Linked DNA regions of Homo sapiens: region 2 is linked to region 1. Evidence: chromatin loops called from intact Hi-C (ENCODE). Cell type or tissue: PC-3. All regions are shown on one strand.

Region 1 (2,500 bases):
CCTATGAGCCCATAACTACTTTATTTTAAATAGCAATATGCCCATGCCCACTTGCCTCAATAATAATCCCCCTTACCCTGCTCTATTTTCCTGCATAGCATTTATCTTTTAACATATTACATAATTTATTATATTCATAGTTGACTGTCACTCACACTAGAACATAAAAGCTCCACAAGGACAGGGGTCTAACCTTTGTTCACTAATTTAGCACAGATGCCTAGAGTACCTGGTACATAATAGGTGTCAATACTTGCTAGTGAATAAATGAAATCTAAAAATCACAGACTGAGATGTTTTTGCATTAGTACTACTAAAATACACTATCTTGTACTTTGAAATAAACAATTTTTACACACTAGAAGGTACCAATGCCACTGCTTATCTACTCTGAGTACTAAGACAAAAATTGTAAGATATGTAAGGTCTGGTAGCAATGAAGGTATTTGCAGATCGTACATTCTTTGACTCACAGGCAAATCTTATCTCATTCATCTATTCACTAATGCCTAACACTAGTAGCACTTGATCTCTTACAAACTCGGGGCAAAGTAGGCCATCAAAACAAAAACTGATTTCTAAACATGCTATCAAATGCTCAAATACATATCATTATTATTCCAAATACGCCCCAGATTTATTGCAAAAACTAAAATCCCAAGCATACAAAAACTTTCTGCTGTGGGAATATAATGCTAGCACACTGTCATTGGGGATATGTTTTATAATTAATCATCAGGATAGTTCTGTTCTATAAACAGCTGAGTATCAAGTGTAGTTTTTTACCTCACCACATTAGACTCTAAATAACGGTTAGCTGAATTGTCTACCAAATATTCACTAATGCAAATCTTTTTAAAATAGTAATTCTAACTACTTTGATATGTACTTTTCTTATTTAATACTTAAAATAATATTTTAAGATAAGAAGCAAAGGGTATTATCCCTGACTTTGATGTGGAAATTATGTAAAATCAAGGGCTTTGCTGAGGTCACATAGTGGCAAAGTCAGAAATGAAAAGATTTTAAGTATTTATATTCAAATAACTATCCTTAGGGAATAAAGTATAAGAAATCTCCCTTCCCCCAGCCTGAAAGACACTACTACTCTCTGTAGAGACAAATAAAACTCGGTGTTTCATATTACGTTGTCCTCTGGCAGAAGTATAAAAACCTTCACACTGTTTACATAAGTAGTTGCTAGACTACTGTGCAGTAACATTATTAAAAAAACCAACTCTACTGCACAGGGCTCTATTAAAATAAAAAATGAGTAAACCAAATGCATTACCTAAATATGACTGTTTGTTATTTTATTGAATCATTCTCACAGACATTAGCATGTGCAAAGAATTTAAATGTAGTCAATTTCAAGAGTATCAAGACACAATAAATTTTAAAATATAAATTCATTTACATTATACATTCTATATTTAAAGCTGATAATAGAATTAAAAATTGTTACTTTTAAGAGATGCCAGATAAAAAAACTCTAATTACCATACTGTCAACATCAATTATATAGTACACATACACTTTTAGAATACGAATAACCCTCTCCTTTCCTCAAACGAACTTTCACATACAGCCAAATAATTAACTACAGACACAGTTTCAATTAGACATAAAGCTAAATACAGACAAACTGCAAAAAGATCAGGTACAGCCATGAACAGGAAGTGCTGCAAGGCCCAAAGCATTATATTATTCATTAATTGCAACTCTTTCCTTTTACTATGACAATAACATACTATCCTGAAATGTACTCATATAGAATTTAACATAGCTTATGGTAGCATATGCTGTTATGCCTTTATTCAATAAAAATTCTTCCAGATGAGGTATGACAGTTTTTAAGATGACAATTATAGAAGCAGATAAGCTACAGACGGAAAGTTAAGAAACAAATGAATGCAATAATGTCAAAATCTTCCCACCGCCTTTTTTTTTTTTTTTTTTTTTTTGAGACAAGGTCTTGCTGTCACCCAGGCTGGAATGCAGTGGTGCGGTCTCAGCTCACTACAACCTCCACCTCCAGAGTTCAAAGTATCCTCCCTCTTCGGCCTCCTGAGTAGCTGGGACTACAGGTGTGTACCACCACACTTGGCTAGTTTTTTATTTTTTGTAGAGACAGGATCTCACTATATTGCCCAGGCTGGTCTTGAACTCCTGGGCTCAAGTGATCCTCCCATGTTTGCCTCCCAAAGTGCTGGGATTACAGGTGTGAGCTACTGAGCCCAGCCTAAAATCTCCCACTTTTTAAATGGTACTTTTTTTTTTTTTTTTTTTTTTTTACCGTCTCCTATATTCAGAATCAATCCCTAAACTGAGCCAAGGTCACTGTCAAAGGAAAGCTTTATTTGCATTAAAATAAAACAGCAAATATAGAAGACTTACTTAAAAGATTTAGAGTACAGAAAAATCAAAACAAGTTTATTTCATCACAGACTTCTTTCTGTGAATCAAAGGCATTCAGAACTATGTTTTAGAGATCAAATAA
Region 2 (2,500 bases), 54 kb after region 1:
TCTACTAAAAACACAAAAATTAGCTGGGTATGATGGCAGACGCCTGTAATCCCAGCTACTCAGGAGGCTGAGGCAGGAGAATCACTTGAACCTGGGAGGCAGAGGTTGCAGTGAGCCGAGATCATACCATTGCGCTCCAGCCTGGGCAACAAGAGTGAAACTCCGTATCAGAAAAAAAAAAAAAAGGAAAAGGAGAGGGAAAAGAAGTGTGTGCAAAAGTGCCAATATCCAAGTGTTGAGTCGGGGGAAGTAAGATAGCTAACCTCTCAATAGAAAGTCAATAGAATTTCAATGGTAGGCTGTTGTGACCAAAAAAAAAAAAAGTCCACTAGATTAATCCTAAATGATAACTCAAGAATAAGCATGTTATGTCTTTCAAAATTTTTAAACAGGTAACTTAAAAGAAACAGAAGAATTAAAAAGGGCTGCTTCTGAGGAGCAAATCTATTCATTGGGGCTCAGGATTGCAGCCTTTCATTTTAAATCTTGGTAATCTGTTTGACTTCTTAAAACTACATAAATCTATATGCCTGGCTGGGAGCAGTGGCTCACGCCTGTAATCCCAGCACTTTAGGAGGCCGAGGCGGGTGGATTGCCTGAGCTCAGGAGTTCAAGACAAGCCTGGGCAACATGGCAAAACCCCGTTTCTACTAAAAATACACAAAATTAGCCAGGTGTGGTGGCACACGCCTATAATCCCAGCTACTTGGGAGACTGAGGCAGGAGAATCACTTGAACCTGGGAAGCAGAGGTTGCAGTGAGCTGAGATTGCACCACTGCACTCCAGCCTGGGCAACAGAGTGAGACTTTGTCTCAAAATAAATAAATAAATGTATATGGCAGATATTGTTAACTGCCTACCCAATATCCATTTCCACTTCTTTGATCTTTGGTATCTATCTAATATCTATCAGCCCTTTCTTCTTACTAACAAAAACTTCATTTGTTCAGAGCAGCTGTTTCCAAATAAAAGATATTTGTTTCTCTTAGTATGGCCAAAGATATGTCAACTAAAGTTTCCAGAAAATAATTTACTTTCTGACTCAGGTGCCACACCTTCCTTACTTCCTCCCTTCCTTTCTCTTCCTGCCTGGAATCCACTGTGAGGTCTGGAGGTGCAACACACGGGAGGACCATGAAGATGTAAAAATGGCACAGAGAAAACTCTGGGGAACTTTGAATCCTTGATGACATTATTGAACAGCTATACCAGTACTAAACTATCGACCTCCATACTGCTTGCTACTGAGAAAAATCAATCCCTACATAAGCCAAGTAGTTAATGTTGTTCTGTCATTTCCAGCTGAATGCATTCTGAACTTACACAAGTATTTTGTTAACAATAAAGGTTTACGTTAATTTTCAAAGAGGAAAAAAAATGAAAGCACCTTTATTTATCCAGGCTTATCTACTCATCCAGTCTTACTAAAACTAAAAAGTTTGAAAAAACAAACAAACAAAAACTCCAGGTGCACATGAAAAAAGATGTGCATATATGACATCAAAGACCTCAAAATGATTACAATCTCAACCAAATGTTCACTTCACATCCTCTCACATCTTTCAGGAAAAATTAGTAAGTTCCCTTTAGTTTTCTCTTCCCCACATCCCAACTTACTTGCCACTGGTTCATCTCTCTTGAAGTCTCACTAACTCAATGACTGCTGGGAACTTAAATCTTTTGAGAGACTATGCCTTATATTATCTAAATCACGGAGAAGCGAGTAACCTGAAGGTTTTAATTGCATAGGAGAAGGAGGTATCTATCATAAGTCTTCTGTGCCTCTATCTGCAACTAGTCTAATAAGTAGTGTCATAAATTTGCTTAATTCATTGCTCAAGAAAATTATAAGCTCTCAAAGAGTAAATGGTCTTATATAGAAAACACAAATTTAAATTACTTTAATTAAAGGGAATTGAGAGATTGGGAATAAGAAGGGTTAACTTGATCCAAAACATACTCACAGATCACTATCCTTAACAGGTGTTGTTACTTAATTTTAATATCAGAGTGCTGTGCATATATTTCCACAAATACTAAAAAAAAGATACTTCCAAGCCTAAGTCTCTGCTTTCATCCCACATTAAGTCTATCATCACAAATCAAAATTTAGGCCACTGTATTAAAATACAGCCTATTCCTACAGTAAGAAAATGCTTAAAGTGTATAAAGGGAAGTTTGTAAAGTGGTTTAAAAAAAAAAAAAACCTGACTGTATCTAGTACTCTGTCACTGACAACCTCTGGAATATGTCTGTATATTAGCTTGTTTTATCCCACATTCTCTGTTAAGACACAAAAAGGAACAAATCTAAAGAAATATCACGTCAGAATTTAAGATAGCTTACCTTTTATTTATAGGTTTTTCATCTTTTTCATAAGGCTTTACAAACCACTTGCCAATACGTACAAAATTCCTGTTCATTAAACACCGTTCCAATAGATTGTGAACTGCTTTGAAAAGCAGAGTACGGCATTCATAGGAAAGTCCATTCTCCCAC

What was found. Hi-C counts contacts between places; a loop is a spot of excess contacts. Peaks named below come from ENCODE experiments on the same cell type or tissue, not always from the same donor. Only the 100,000 strongest peaks of a DNase experiment are listed, where the experiment ranks them.
Region 2: it touches region 1 in a loop (2.3-fold over the local background); 11 of 110 quality-filtered maps call a loop at or near these places.

What each region holds. Positions count from the first base shown.
Region 1 is chr17:61,996,656-61,999,155 of GRCh38, forward strand. The region is part of intron 9 of MED13 (mediator complex subunit 13); the gene reads right to left. Among named protein-coding and RNA genes, the nearest start is that of MED13, 67 kb to the right of the region's middle. In PC-3, no CTCF peak of the experiment used is centred here; a DNase peak (open chromatin) is centred at 1,166; H3K27ac peaks cover 2,056 bases.
Region 2 is chr17:62,050,190-62,052,689 of GRCh38, forward strand. It overlaps MED13 (mediator complex subunit 13), which reads right to left. Exons shown (of 30, transcript NM_005121.3): 3 at 2,348-2,500. Among named protein-coding and RNA genes, the nearest start is that of MED13, 14 kb to the right of the region's middle. In PC-3, no CTCF peak of the experiment used is centred here; a DNase peak (open chromatin) is centred at 1,072; H3K27ac peaks cover 1,658 bases.